Linked DNA regions of Mus musculus: region 1 is linked to region 2. A link is a loop called in an ENCODE intact Hi-C map of the cell type or tissue named here. Cell type or tissue: left cerebral cortex. All regions are shown on one strand.

Region 1 (8,000 bases), 56 kb before region 2:
CCAGACTGCTCAATGGATAAGAACACTGTCTATTCTTCCAGAGGACTGGTTCAAAATCCCAGCACCCACATGGCAGCTCACCAGTGTTTGTAACTCTAGACCCAGAGGCTCTGGCACCCTCACACAGACAGACATGCAGCCAACAACAACATACATAAAAAATAAACAAATCTAAAATATAAAAAATAAATTAAAAATAAAAGCAAGTGAACAAACAAAATCTATATAAGGCCAGGAGTAGAGTCCCTTGGGAGGCAAAGAAGCTGAGCGTGGTGGCCTAAAGCAAGTTGACCTCTGTGAGGCCAGACTGACCTAGTTCCAAGTGAGTTTCAAGACAGTCAGAGCTATGTAGAGAAACCCTATCTCATAGAACAAAACCAAATCCAGCTCAGGCCTATATCCTCCATAGCAATCTACAAAACCATATCTATAGGTTTCACACCAGGACCTCAGTGCCTTTCCAACTGAGCCCTCCTTTTCCTCCCTGACTCTTCAGCCAGCCAAGGTCTGCTCTTTATAAATGTCCTCATTTTAAATGTTATTTCCCCAGCACTGCCTGTCTTTAACAACTCTGGGACCTTCAGGGTGGCTCTGTGGGCAAAGGAGCTTGCTGTATAACCCTGACCACCTGAGTTTGCTTCCTTGGGCTCCTATGATGAAAAGAGAGACTGAACTCCTACAAGTTGCCTCTGGTCTCCATATGCAGACACACAAACATAATACAATTTAAAAAACAAAACACAAACCTCTCACCTGTTATCTTGAACTTAAGTCTTTATCGTACAGTATCTAAGCTGACTAGGATCCCAGACAGTTGCCCTGCAAGGTAGGGCTTGTTTTTATTTACTGCCAGGGGCCAGTAATCCAGGATCTAGGACTCATTTTCTAGGCTAGTGATATACTACTGAGCTACAAACTATATTTCCATCCTCAGGGAAGTTTTTAATGTTTCCAAGGAATCCACCACAACCATTTAATTACATATAGTATGCTGATCTGGTTGTACAACATATATTCAATCACTGAACAGCTTCTATTAACAAAAATTTAGCCAAATGTCAGCCTTGTTTGTAAAAAAAAGACCGAATTCTGTTACAGACCTTAAAACCAACCAGAAAATGAGACATAAACCAAATCTAACTGTAAACTGAAATTTTGTTTCTATGATGGAAATAAATGGGGATTCTCTTAGTCGATAAAGGGTCACCTAAGAAAACAGTAAGCTATGATTTGAAAGCTGAAAACGAGAGTGTGCTAACTTTTTTGTTTTTTTTTTTTTTTTTTTGGTTTTTTTTTTTTTTGGTTTTTCGAGACAGGGTTTCTCTGTATAGCCCTGGCTGTCCTGGAACTCACTTTGTAGACCAGGCTGGCCTCGAACTCAGAAATCCGCCTGCCTCTGCCTCCCGAGTGCTGGGATTAAAGGCGTGCGCCACCACGCCCGGCGGAGAGTGTGCTAATTAAGTTTGTTTCTGGACAGGTTCCTTTTGGTAAATAACTCGGCAGCGGGACGAGAAAACTTCAAAGCCGACAAAGACACAGACACTGATACGCACACACACTCCTCCAGACTCCGCCATCCAGCCAGGAGCGTACAAGAAAATTGTAAAGCCGATAAACACACACACACACACACACACACACACACACACACTCCGAAGAAAATTGCAAAGCCGACAAAGACACAGACACAAACACACATGCGCGCACACACACACGCACACAGAGGCACATACACACGCGCGCGCACACACACACAAAGTCCCCTCCACTCCGCCGTCCAGCCCGGAGCGCCTTTCCGAGCCTTTCTCAATCCCCGCCCCCTTCCTCTTTGTCCAGGGTTTTCCCTTCTCCTCGCCTCTCTCTTTCCCTCTTCCTGGGCCCGGCTCTTGCCTCGGTGAAACCCCCGTAAGTTGTCTGGTAGAACTCATCTTCCTCCTCTGCTTCCAGGAGCCCAGAAAGCCGGTTCCCAGCGGTTTTCCGTGGGGCCCGGCCCCCAGCCAAACTCATACCGCCTACAGCGACTGCGCTGCCGCCTTCAGCCCCTGGCCCAGCTCGGGGTTCTCGCAGATCGGCACTCGACACTATTACCTGCGGGCGACCGTCAATGACGGAAGTTCAGCGTCTGCAAGCAAAAGCAGCCGAGCGTCGAGAGGTCCTAGTTATTTTCACCTTAAGTCTCTTTGTGGCTGGTGGCTGCTGTGGCCACTCATAGGCAGCGCCTAGGGCACAGTACCAGGGTTCCTCCTCCTTACCTAGATATTTTGTTTGTTTTTCTACAGACAGGATCACACTTTACAGTCCTGGCTGGCCTGGAGCTACCTGTGTAAAGCAAGCTGCCCTCGAACTCAGAGATCTTCCTGCCTCTGCCTCCCGGTGATGGAATTAAAGGTGTGCGCCAAGTAGGCCTGCCTCATAGCAAACTCCTTTCCCTTCTCCGCTCCTACTTTTTTTTTTTTTTTAAGATTTATTTATGCTAGGCAGTGGTGGCGCACGCCTTTAATCCCAGCTCTTGGGAGGCAGAGGCAGGTGGATTTCTGAGCTCAAGGCCAGCCTGGTCTACAGAGTGAGTTCCAGGACGGCCAGGGCTATACAGAGAAAAGCTGTCTCAAAAAAAAAAAGTATGTATGTATGTATGTACTTATTTATTTATTTAATATGAGTACACTATTGTTGTCTTCAGACACACTGGGAGAGGGCACCGACAGCTCTTTCAGAGATCCTGAGTGAATTCAATTTCCAGCAACCACATGGTGGCTCACAACCATCTGTAATGGGATCTGATGTCCTCTTCTGGTGTTTCTGAAGACAGCTACAGTGTACTCATATACATAAAATAAATAAATAAATCTTTTTAAAAATTGTATGACTTTTTTTTTTAACTATGTGTTTGTGTTCATGTGTGTGAGCATGTACCACTGCACTGGTGTGGAGGTCAGAAGACAAATGTGCAGGAACTGGCTCTCCACGTTTACTGTGTGGAATCTGGGGTCAAAGTCAGGTCACCAGGCTTGATGGCAGGCTCCTCTATCTGCTGAGTTTTGGTTTTGGAGACTGGTTCTCTATGTACTCCAAGCTTGCCAGTCTCATAGACTGGTCTGCTATGGTCTTCTCCGTGTTTCATGCTACTAGGTTAAGGGAAGAGTTTGTTTTTGTTTTTGTTTTGGAGTGTGTGTGTGTGTGTGTGTGTGTGTGTTTCCCCCTCTTTGCTGGGAATGGAACCCAAGGTCTCAGGAACTCTAGAAAAGCATTCTACTACAAAGGTACATCCCAAGTGAGGCCAAGGATTGTATCTGTCTATACTACGAATGTGAATGCCTGCAATAGGCTAGGTTTAGGTAAACAATGAAAGACTAAATGAAGAAGGTATTCATTCTTTTACTGTTTTTTGGTTTTATTTTTGTTTCTGTTTTTTTTTTCTAATGCCAAGGATTAAATTCAGAGTAGTGTATAAGATAGGTAAGTTCTCTAATTCTGAACTACACCCCTATCCCCAAAAGGTGCTTTGATAAAGCACACTTACATGCACTGACAACCGAATGGGTGGCCCTTCTTTGAGGTCACCAGATTGCCTCCCTTCTGAAAGTATGTATTGGTGAACTCCCTTTGCCATTTCCTCAGGAGCACCAAGCCACAGCGTTCTTCTCTGCCCCAGCTCCCACACCTTGCCCAGTCACCCCAGTTCTGCTATGCTAGGAATGTCACTAGGGAAGAGTAACCCTGTGACTCAGAGGACACCTTGGGACTGAGTAAGAGCTGGGGCAGAGAGACAGAGGGGTAGGATACCTGCTTCCTAAACATTCCAAGCCCTCCTTTCGGTTACATTTACCCCTGAGATAAAGGTATGCTATATTTTGCCTATCGTCCAGGCTCTTTTGGAAATCAAGATTTGGGGGCGGGGGAGAAAAAGGGAAGAAAACTCAAGGGAAGAAAACTCAAGGGAACAAGTTAAGGGATCTTAGCTATCTGTGGAGCTGGAACCTCAGGCGTGTGCTACCATGCTCAGATGTTTAAAGATAGTGTGCCACCATGCCCAGATGTTTAAAGATACTGTGCCACCATGCCCAGATGTTTAAAGATAGTGTATTATTATTATTTATTATTTTGTTTTTTTTGAGACTGGGTTTCTCTGTGTATATCCCTGGCTGTCCTGGAACTCACTCTGTAGACCAGGCTGGCCTGGAACTCAGAAATCCACCTGCCTCTGCCTCCCAAGTGCTGGGATTAAAGACATGCACCACCACCGCCTGGCAATAGTCTACATTCTTGAACTGTAAAAATGAAAAGCCATCATCTTTGCTCTAAAAAGTATCATCTTATGAGGGAGTTACACACATAAGCGGATAACACAAGGTGGGGCTGTGACAGTGGCCATTTCCTGGGCGATGTAGAGACAAAGGCCCCTAGGAAGCTTAAGATGTTTTTTTTTTTTAATTTTTCTTTCAGAACTGAAATACAAACTATAGGGAGATAATTCTGTTTTTAACTGCCTTATGCATTTAGGTCCTTTTTGCCTACTTACAATTTCAGAGTCTGAAATAGCTTTAATCTCTACCTCAATTGATTTTTAGAGCACCTTAGGAAATAGAATCAACTGAGTTTACACTTAACTCAAGTGTTTGTTAACTTGTGCAAGAGGAGGGCAGAGGAAAACTTGAATGGATCAATTCTCTTATCCCATCTCATGGACCTAGGCATAGTTTGGTGCCTTTATCTGATGAGTGGTCTTAACAGTTCCCAGGTGACTGAATGCCTTTTCTGGAAATATAGACAATTTATTCAACAGTATTTACTAAGTATCTGTGAGACACAACTTCACCTGTGAGTGAATAGCACTGTCTGACACCAGTAACAGCAGGGCGAAGGTTTCAGGTACAGTACAACATACAATACTTCAGTGCTACCGAGTCAAAATGCTGTTGAATTAGTGATGCTAATTCTATCAAATGAAGTTTGTCAATCTTTAGTACCCAAGGGAGCACAAAGAATCCAGCAGATGGCAGTAAGGAAACAAATATTTTAGGTCTTGAAGGCAGAGGAAGAAATCTGAGGTTAAGGAATGGGAGATATTTGATGGATACTCTGGCCCTGGGTTCCCTTTGGAGGAACATCTGGATAGGTGTCCAGGCCACTTTAGAACCAATAAGCTGGAGGTTTTTTCCCATGCCTTTTATTTATTCATTTCACAAATAATTATTGAGTGATTACCTTGTACAAAAATGTGACAGGAGGTGGACATAGAACTTTAGCACACAGTCTTTGCTTTTCAGAAGCGCTTGTTCAAAAAGGCCTTCCCTAGGCTTCCCATAATATTCACAGCTGCTAGGGTTCTTTGTAAAAACTGGGCAGAGGGCTGGTGAGATGGCTCAGTGGGTAAGAGCACCCGACTGCTCTTCCGAAGATCCAGAGTTCAAATCCCAGCAACCACATGGTGGCTCACAACCATCCCTAATGAAATCTGATGCCCTCTTCTGGAGTGTCTGAAGACAGCTACAGTGTACTTACATATAATCAATAAATAAATCTTTAAAAAAAAAAAAAAAAAACTGGGCAGAGTTCATATGACAACTAGGCTAGAGTAGAATCCCTCTGTATTTCTATGCCCTTTGGAGTATAGATAATTAGCAACTGAATGCTAAGGAGGACTTTGGATAGGGGGAGGTTATTTGATAGTCTGTAGTCTTTTTTTTATCAGGTCTTTTAAACTTTGTTTTTATGTATTTTTCTTACTTTTCTTCTTATATTGTTGACAAATCCTCATTGCCTTATTTATCAAATATTTACATTTAATGAACTCTGTCGCTGTGTCTAGCACTGTTTGAAGTAAACAAAACATCTATTTTTATGTCTTTAGAAGGAAGATCCCACAAGCCGACACCTTAAACAGTAAAGGCTGGAAGAATTCTTGATGGTTGTGATGTTTTGTAGTGCACAAGAGCTTAACATTTCGGACTTGACACAGAGCTGCGTTCCGAATTCTTTCCAGGACTGTCATTTGAGGAGCTCAGTCCATCTCGGTCCAGCTGATTCTTAACAAGAGTTCTTAGCAACCCGATCAAAGATACGAACCTATATTGGCCTACTGAGCCACCGTAGACTCACGGTCTACGGTCGGTGGATTCCTTGGGGTGTGGCATCATCTGTCACGTGATCCGAAGTCCCCTCTGATTGGCTTCTCTTTTCTCCGGCTAGATAGACGAACGCCGAGAAGCTGTGGCGCATGCGCAATACCGGGGTTTCCTTGGCCGCCCACCCTGAGCCGAGCGGTGGAGTTGGGGATAAACAGGCAGTGGCTGGGGAGGTGAGGGAGGGGGGGCATTCGCTTTTGGGGGCACCTCAGGTGCCTAGGTTTTCCTTTAGGTTTGTTCTATCCGAGACGCGGGACTCCCGGGGCCCGGCTCAAGTGTTCCTGTCTGGTAAGAGAAGGTAGCTTTGGCGGAGAGCAGTTCAAGTTGCTAGGAAGGTGCGAGACTGCAGCTCTCCCCCATGCCGGGCAAGTGGTGCGGTCCTGAGCTTGTCCTGGAGCCTGAACAACGCCTGTGAGAAGCCCGCCGAACGCGGGTTCTGTGAAGAGACGTGGGGAAGATTCGATTCCGAGAAAAGGAAAAGCCGGATTGAAAGGGAGCGAAGCCGCTGAGGGGGAGGGGGCTGCCAAGATGGCGTCCGCCTCCTCAGGGCCAGCGGCGGCCGGGTTTTCATCCCTTGATGCCGGGGCCCCTGCTGGTACCGCAGGTGAGTCGGGTGGGACGCGGGCAGCCGACTGAGGAGGACTGTGAGATGGGAACAAGACCGAGTCCTGGGAGGGGACCTGTGGTTGAGGATGTCCGAGGGGTTGCCCCTAAGGGAGGACAGGACCGGACTTTGAAGTAGACAATTCTATTACTAGAGGAGTCTGGGGGAAAGGATGGATGTCGCTGAGAAAAAGGGAAGCTGACGAAAACTCACACAGTGTCTCAGAGGCGACTGCGTTGAGAACTTTGAGGAGGAAGGATGGAGACTGAAGGTTGGGGGTTAAGAGAGAAACGACAACAGGAGTGGAGAAACGAATCAGTGGAGACTGAGGATACAGCTTAGTAGTGGAGATCTCGTCTAGCATGCATCAGGATCTGGGCTTAATAAGACAAAATAACGTAAACGGAGTATTGGTAGATAAAGGTGTAAGGTAGATACCAAAGTGATTGTGAAATTAATAGATCAAAATGTTGAGGGGATTATGGAACTTAAAAGTAATGGAGAGTCATGGGAATTGTGGATTTTATTGGGAGTAAGTTCCTGGAGTGGCTTTCCGCTCAGACTCCCTCCCCCACCCCCCGCCCGCCCCCCTCCCAGTGCGTCATTCCTCCTCTCATCTCTTGTCAGCAGCAGCCAGCCACATGCTTACTTTCTCACATTAACTCTTTAGGGGATTCCTATCTTTAGGTTGTACAACTGTGGAAAGGAATGAGGAGTTGTGTTGTTTTGTATTTTGATACAGGCACTTCTTATGCCTTCCTGACTGGCCTTAGTGCTGGGATCATGGGAGCTTACTATAGTCAGCACAGAGGGAAACATTGGAAACATCTAAAGGATGAGGAGGGAGGTCAAGGTCAAAACACCCTAAAAGAAGGAGGGTAAATGAAATGAAGCCTTGACTTGTAGAAGAGTCGGGGTTAGGCCTGTGGTTAGGCTTCATAAAGATGGGGAGGGGTGTGTGCGACTTGAGAGCTATGGGAGGATGTTGCATAATAGGATAGGGACTGGAGGAATGCCTAGGATGATGTATGAAGAAATCGTAAGGAACTGGGCAATATGGAGAGGTCAGAGTAGTTAGAGATTAGTAGGGATTGAGGGCTGGAAAGGCCCGCAAAGAAAAGCCACAGCAGATTGTCTGTGGGAGGGGAAATGTGTATGGGGGTGAATCAGAAGCTGCTCCAGAGGAATGTTGGGTGTTCCTCAGTAACTGTTGCCTGAGAAGCTGCTGGGTATGAGGTGGGTTTTTTTTTTCCTTTTTTCTGTGATTTTTG
Region 2 (8,000 bases):
CCCAACTGAAGCTCCTTTCTCTGTGGTAACTCCAGCTGTGTCAAGTTGACACAAAAATAGCCAGTACAAGCTCCTTTTGCAGGGCTGGAGAGCAGACTGGTTAGGAGGACTTGCTGGATTGGTTCCTAACACAAGCAACCTCACCACCCTCTGTAACTCCAGTCCCAGAGATCTGACACACTCTTCTGGCTCTATAGATACCAGGCATGTGTGTGATGCACACATACACATGCAGGCAAACACATGAAAACATTTTTATATTTTTTTTTGTTTTTATTTTTCAAGACAACTTTTCTCTTTGTACACCTGGCTATCTTGGAACTCAGTAGACCAGGCTGGCCTCGAACTCAAGAGATTGCCTGCCTTTGCCTACCTGATTAAAAGCGTACCCCACCACCATCAAGCATTATTTAACCTATATGTATATTACAAACAGACTTAAGTGTATTTTTGTTTTGGGGTTGATTTCTTTTAAAGGTAATAGTGAATAATATGGTTTGTATGATTTTATCAGATACCCTGACTGTGTGTTTATTATCTTCCCTCCTGTGTTTCTCTCCCTTTTCCTCATTTCTCTGCTCAGATCGCTTCTACGTGCCTTGCTATTCCCTTCTGTTGCTCCCCGGATTCTCACCCACGCAGTGGTCCCTTCTTTCTTCCTGCTCTCTGAAGTTCCTCCAGGATACGTAGTCGCAGCTGAAGGTTTGGAGGTAGAAGCTTACAGTGCAACCTTTGTCTCTGTGTCTGGGTTACCTCACGCAAAAGTGACATTTTTTTAGTTCCATCTGTTTACCTGCAAAGTTGGTGATTTCACTTCACAACTAGATAGTGTTCCATAGTGCGCATGCACCACATCTTTACTGCACAGTCATCGGCTGAAGGACACTTAGGCTGTGTCCGTTTCCTAGCTGTTGTGCATAGAGCAGCATTGAACTTGGCTGCACAAGTGTCTGTGAAGTGATAGGTCTTTTGGGCGAATGCCAAGGATGCGTGTGGCTGGCCTGGTAACTGAGCAGCTGTGGAGTCTCCATTTTTTTTTTATTATTTTCTTTATATACATTTCAAATGCTGTCCTGAAAGTTCCCTATACCCTCCCCCTAAGAGCGTATCAGATCCCCTGGGACTGGAGTTATAGACAGTTGTGAGCCACCACATGGGGGCTGGGACTTGAACCCAGGTCCTCTGGAAGAGCAGTCAGTGCTCTTAACCACTGAGCCATCTCTCCAGCTCCTTCCATTTTTAAAAAAATAGTTGACAGATTTTTTTGTTTTTTTTTTTTTTTTTTTTTTTTGGGTTTTTATCGAGACAGGGTTTCTCTGTGTAGCCCTGGCTGTCCTGGAACTCACTCTGTAGACCAGGCTGGCCTCAAACTCAGAAATCCGCCTGCCTCTGCCTCCCAAGTGCTGGGATAAAAGGCATGCGCCACCACACCGATCAACAGATTTTTTTTCTCCATTTACATGGGCTCTCAGTTTATTAGTTTTGTGAGTATAAAGTTGCAGAACTGTTGGTCTGAATATTTTGATACCTAAGTTTTTTTTAAAGATTTATTTAAGGTATATAAGTACACTAGCTGTACAGATGGTTGTGAGCCTTCATTTGGTTGTTGGGAATTGAATTTAGGACTTCTGCTCACACCAGTCGGCCCTGCTCGCTCATGCCCATGGATTTATTATTTTACTTTAGTGCACTGTAGCTGTCTTAAGATGCACCAGAAGAGGGCATCAGATCTCAGTACAGATGGGTGTGAGCCACCATGTGGTTGCAGGGATTTGAACTCGGGACCTTTGGAAGAGCAGTCGGTGCTCTTAACCCACTGAGCCAACTCTCCAGGCTGATCCTTAAGATCTTAACAAATAGTTCAGTAATTGTACAAAATGCTTTGACTCAGAAGACTGAGAAGAACTCATATTAATTCCACTCTCACTTAAGGGTGCAAACCTTTTTAGTGGGAGGCCTGAGGTTTCTGAACCCCTAATTTCTATTTAAAGAAAACCCTTCTCTGAGAATTGTGTTCCCCACATTTTTTGCATGAGTTGAGGGGTCCCTCGGGTATTACAGCCAGCAGTGAAATGATCGGTGAAGAGGTGAGATTAAATACTTGATTCCGTTTGACTTCATTAAATTGGATGAAACTTCTAAAAAGTCTGATGTCAGGGGATTTATTGCCAGCATACTTAAAACAGTACAATTGGGAAAAAAGTTCCCTGATGTAACCCAGGCCCCAGGGCATAATTACTCAAAGGCAACTCAGGGTGTGTGGCTTTTCTTCCAAGAAGATAAGGTCTGGAGATAGGCTGCCTGTGCTGGTTTAGGAGGGCCTAAGGAAGGATGTGGCCTGGTCTCAGTTGTACAGATAGTGTAGAGGTCGTTTAGATTACTAGCTACCTCCAGTCCTGTTTGTAGGAGCTTGATATGGCTTGGCCGAGAGCTAACACAGATCACGGGGGTGTTAGTCATCTCTTTCCAGCCTGATGGGCAGAAAGAGATTTTACTTCTTTTCCACTGAAAAAACAACTCGGGAGCTGGGTGTGGTGGCACCTGATTTTAATCCCAGCACTCAGGAGGCAGGTGCAGGTAGATCTCTGCTTTTGAGGCCAGGCTAGTCTACAGAGCAAGATCCAGGACAATCAGAGAATAACAGAGAAACCTTGTCTCAAAGAAAGAAAACAGTCCCATGTGCTTAACATTCCTGGTTTTCCCTGGAGCTCTGTGCTCCCAACAGAGCAGCATTCCACAGCGTGCGCCCAATACTCTGGTCAGCCATTCATCTGCTGCAGGGTATTTACATTGCTTCCATTCCCCAGCTCTGGTGGGTAGAGCAGCCACGAGCAGGTCTCAGCAAGGATCTATGACGTAGGATGTCAGCGAGGCCTTTGGGCGTGTGCCAAGGGGTGATACAGCTGGGGCATATGGTGCATTTATTTTTATCTTTTTGAGAATTTTCCCTATGATTTCCATAGTGGCTGCACCAGTTTTCAATTCCACTAAAAGTGAATGAGTTCCCCTTTCCCCACACCCCCTCCAGCATTTGTTGTCTGTTGTCGTTTATTGTCTTGTTGGTCTTTGCCATTCTGATTAGAATGAAGTCTCAAACTTATTTGCTTTGCTTTTTTTTTTTTTTTTTTTTTTTTTCCTTTTGAGAACTCCATTCAGGTTCCAGGGTCATTTATTATTTTCACTCTTGGCTTTTTGAATTTTTGTATATTCTATGCATTATTCGTCTATTAAATGTATTAAATGTATACCTGACAAAGATTCTCTTCAGTTCTGTGGGATTCCTCATCACTGATTGTTTAATTAGCTATGCAGAGCTTTGTAGTTTGAGGTCCCACTTGTCAGTTGTTGATCTTAATTACTGTACATAAGGAGTTCTATTCAGAAAGCCTTTCCCTACACCTAGACCGTGCAGGGTGCTGTGTTTCCTCCCAGTAGTTTCAGTGTTTCACTGTCCACATTTAGGTCTTTGAACCACAAGGTGGTTTGAATTGAATAGAGCTGTAAATACTACCTGCCACTCACCACTAGAGGGACCCTGTGGTCAGAAGAGGTTACCCACCCATAGGATGCCTGTGGATGTTGGCCAGTTTTCCCTTCACCACTTGTTGAAGATGCTTCCCCCACCCCCCCGCAAGCATATGTCTTGCTGCCTTTGTCAAATATTAAGTGGCTGAAGCTATATGTACTCATGTTTGGGTCTTCAGTTTTGTTCCGTTGGTCTCCAAGTCTCTATTTGTGCTGATACCATGATTTTTTGGCTTGGTTTTGTTTTCCTATAGCTTTGTAATATATCTTAAGGTCTGAAATGGCAATCCCTCCAGGATTGTTCTTTTTGCTCCAGATTGTTTTGGCTATCCAGGATTTCTTGTGGTTCCATATACATTTTTTTGTTTCTTCTTTTTTTTTTTTTATTCCATATACATTTTAGGGTAGTTTTTTCCCCCCATTTCTGTGAAGAATGAGGTGGGGAGTTTGATTGGAATTGCACTGAATCTGTAATAGCTTTAGGTAGAATGGTCATTTTCACCATGCTAAAAGTTTACCACTCCGTGAGCATGGGATGCCTTTCCGTTTTCTAGTGTCTTTCTCCATCTCTTTCTGGCTTTAACTCCAAGTTTGCCTTTGAGATGGATAAAGGAAAAACCATATCCACTAGTGTATTGGATGTAGTCTAGGTATGATGATATTTCTGCTGAACCTCTGATTATAGGGTCCCTCTAGTGGTGAGTGGTGGGTAGTGCTTATAGCTCTAGTCAATATATTGCTGCAAAACAAATCTTGGGTCTGGTTCTGTTTGTTTTTAAGCATTATCCATACTGGGATGCCCTAGAACTAGGTATGTAGACCAGGCTGGCCTCAAATGTCTATGAAGTTACAGATATCTGTTTCTGCTTCTTGAGTGCCAGAATTAAAGACATGTGCTACCACACCCAGCCTGTTTTTCTCTCTCTTAAAGATTTATATGAGCTGGAGAGATGGCTCAGAGGTTGACAGCACTCACTGCTCTTTGAGAGGTCCTGAGCTCAAATCCCAGCAACCATGTGGTGACTCACAACCATCTTCAATGAGATCTGGTGCCCTCTTTTGATTTGCAGTCAGAATCTTTAACAAAAATTATACATTTTTTTTTTTTTTTTTTTGTTTTTCGAGACAGGGTTTCTCTGTATAGCCCTGGCTGCCCTGGAACTCACTTTGTAGACCAGGCTGGCCTTGAACTCAGAGATCCGCCTGCCTCTGCCTCCCGAGTGCTGGGATTAAAGATTTATTTATTATATATAAGTACACTGTAGCTGTCTTCAGACACACCAGAAGAGGGCATCGGTTTCCATTACAGATGTTGTGAGCTACCATGTGGTTGCTGGGAATTGAACTCAGGACCTCTGGAACAGTAATCAGTGCTCTTAACCACTGAGCCATCTCACCAGCCCCAAAATTTCTATTTTTAATTATGTGTATGTTCCAATGTTTGGTAGGGCTGTGAATGTGAGTTGGCTGTTCGCCCAGGTCAGAGATGCCAGATCCCCTGAATCTGGAGCTGCAGGAAGTTGTGAACTTCTTCTACTCAAGCTCATTGTGGGTGCTGGATACCAAGCTTGCTGGGTTGGTCCGCACTCCATCACTGAGTCTATAGCCCAGGCTGGCTTTGACTGAACAGCACAGCACAGCACATTTTCCTTAGCTTCACAGGTGCTAGGGTTGTAGGATCTAATAGTTTTGTTCGTTTTACAAGATGTATCATAGTTATGGTTACTGTGATGAAACACCACGGGCAAAAGCAAGCTAGGGAGGACAGGGTTTATTTCACTCACACTTACACGTCACTGTTTATCATCAAAGGACATCAGGAGAGAGATTCAAAAGAGGCAGCAACATAGAGGCAGGGCAGAGACCATGGAGGAGAGCTGCTTCCTGGCTCGCTGCACATGGCTTGCTCAGCCTTTTAGAACCAAGGACCACCGGGCGTGGTGGCACACGCCTTTAATCCCAGCACTCGGGAGGCAGAGGCAGGCGGATTTCTGAGTTCGAGACCAGCCTGGTCTACAAAGTGAGTTCCAGGACAGCCAGGGCTACATAGAGAAACCATGTCTCGAAAAAAAAAAAAAAAAACCAGGACCACCAGAGCTGGCCCAGCACTCCCTAGATAAGAAAGCATCCCACAGGCTTGCTCCCAGTCTGATTATTATGGAGGCGTTTTCTTAATTAAGGCTCCCTCCTCTCTGCTGACACTAGCTTGTGTAGAGTTGACATCAAACTAGCCAGGACGGTTTTTCTTCTTTAAAAAGTATGTATTTTTATTATTTTAAATTATGTGTGTGTGTGTGTGTGTGTGTGTGTGTGTGTGTGTGTGTGTGATCTGTGGGTGTGTGCACATGAGCACACGTGCCCACAGAGGCCAGAAGCATCCGATCTCCCTCGATCTGGAACTACAGCAGCTTGTGAGTGCTGATGTGGGTGCTTGAAACTGAGCTCAGGTCCTCTGAGGCAGCAGTACCCACCCCTAACCATCTGTCTTAGCCAGTGTACTGTTGCTGGGAGGAGACCACATAACTTTGCAACTGTTAGAAAGACTCTAATTGGGTCTGGCTTACAGCATCAGAGGTTTAGTCCATTGTCATTGTGCTGGGGAGCAGAGCGGCATGCAGGTACTCCATCATGGCACTGGAGAGGTATCTGAGAGTTCAGTGTTTGAACCCACAGGCAGCAGGGAGAGAGAGCCACTGGGCTTGGGTTTTTGAAAACCTTAAAGGCCACACTAATCTTTTCAGATAGCACCACTCCCTGATGACTGAGTATTCAAATCTATGAGAAAGGGGGCGGGGGGGGGGTAATTCTCATTCAAACCACCATACCATCTCTCCAGCCCCCCCCCCCCCACACACACACTTTTTTGTTTTGTTTTGTTTTGTTTTTTTGTTTTTTTGAGACAGGGTTTCTCTGTGTAGCCCTGGCTGTCCTGGAGCTAACTCTGTAGACCAGGCTGGCCTCGAACTCAGAAACCCACCTGCCTCTGCCTCACAAGTGCTGGGATTAAAGACAGCACCACCACTCTTAACTTTCACAAAGCCTTGTTTTGTGGCAGCTTTGCCTGTGCTGTCACATTCCTTAATAGATGACCCATGGTCTTGGCACCTCCAAGATTCTGAAGTCTCCACTGTAGCTCAGGCTTCACTTTCATAGCTTCATGGACTTGAAGAGACCCCCAACCCTGTCATGGGTTGCCTGACCTCAGAGACTCTGTGTGTGTGTGTGTGTGTGTGTCTGTGTGTGTGTGTGTGTGTGTGTCTGTGTGTGTGTGTGTCTGTGTCTGTGTGTGTGTGTCTGTGTCTGTGTGTGTGTGTGTGTGTGTGTGTCTGTGTGTGGTCTGTGTCTGTGTGTCTGTGTGTGTCTGTGTCTGTGTGTGTGTGTGTGTGTGTGTGTGTGTGTGTGTGTGTCTGTGTCTGTGTCTGTGTCTGTGTCTGTGTGTGTAGCACTTGAGTGGATGTCGGGACACAGCTTAGGAGAGTCATTTTATCCTTTTACCTTGTGGGTCCCAGGGATTGAATTTACTTAGGTCGTTGGGCTTGACAGCATATACTTTTACCTGCTAAACTATTTTGCCAGCCCAATTTTACATCCTTCATCCCTTCCAAAACAGCATCAGAAAAGCCAGGTGTGCTGGTACACACCTTCAATCCCAGCATTGGGGAAGCAGACCCTTTCCTAATGTCCTAGGGCAGGCAGGAGGCTTCCCCTTAGTAACTGCAGCGTTCTTTCCAGCACTAGCTTTGCCTGCATGTTTGAGCAGTCGCCCTGTCACGGATTGAACGTCTTTCCGCTGTGAACTGTCATTCTGGTAGAATCTAGAGTCACAGGGAGGTGGGCTGTTCCAGTCGGGGTTTCTATTGTTATGATGAAATACCATGACCAGAGCAGTTTGAGGAGAAACGGGTTTATATTTGGCTTATACTTCCACCCCACTGTTCATCATTGAAGGAAGTTAGGACAGGAACCTGGAGGCAGGAGCTGACGCAGAAGCCATGGAGGGGTGTTGCTTACTGGCTTGCTCCTCATGGCTTTCTCAGTGTCCTTTTTTATAGACCCCAGGACCATCAGCCCGGGATGGCACCACCCATAAAGAGCTGGGGCTCTCTCCCATCAATCACTAATTAAGAAAATACCCTATAGTGGGAACGTATGGAAACATTTTCTTAATTAAGCTTTCCTCCTTTCAGAGGACTCTGGCTTGTGTCGAGGTGACATAGCCTCTAAGCATGCCTGGAGGGGAGGGTGTGTGTGTAGAGGTCAGAGGAGTTGGGAGTAGCTTGTCTCCTAAGACCTTATTTTGAGGCATGGTTCTTCTTGCTGGTCCTGCTACACTGTGCACTCAGGCTAGCTGGCCCACAGATTTCCATGCGATTCTTCTCTTAGTCTGCCATTTCACCATGGAAGTGCTGGGTTACAGATGCATGCTGGGATTATAGATGCAGGATCTGGGAGTCAATTCAACCCATCTGGTCTAC

Evidence for each region. Hi-C counts contacts between places; a loop is a spot of excess contacts. Peaks named below come from ENCODE experiments on the same cell type or tissue, not always from the same donor. Only the 100,000 strongest peaks of a DNase experiment are listed, where the experiment ranks them.
Region 1: a loop joins it to region 2, with 6 times the contacts of the local background. A loop is called at or near these places in 11 of 42 quality-filtered maps.

What each region holds. Positions count from the first base shown.
Region 1 is chr3:95,105,105-95,113,104 of GRCm38, reverse strand. Pip5k1a (phosphatidylinositol-4-phosphate 5-kinase, type 1 alpha) reads left to right here and starts at 6,175. Exons shown (of 15, transcript NM_008847.3): 1 at 6,175-6,729. The coding sequence starts at 6,654. It overlaps Vps72 (vacuolar protein sorting 72), which reads right to left and starts at 2,063. Exons shown (of 6, transcript NM_009336.2): 1 at 1,891-2,063. The coding sequence starts at 2,007. In left cerebral cortex, CTCF peaks have their summits at 4,977 (motif pointing right) and 6,356; DNase peaks (open chromatin) are centred at 6,157, 6,488, 7,350, 7,863 and 2 more places; H3K4me3 peaks cover 3,801 bases; H3K27ac peaks cover 2,795 bases.
Region 2 is chr3:95,049,419-95,057,418 of GRCm38, reverse strand. No RefSeq gene overlaps it. Among named protein-coding and RNA genes, the nearest start is that of Psmd4, 11 kb to the right of the region's middle. In left cerebral cortex, CTCF peaks have their summits at 1,715 (motif pointing right), 3,515 and 4,218; DNase peaks (open chromatin) are centred at 2,853, 3,523 and 4,231; H3K27ac peaks cover 302 bases.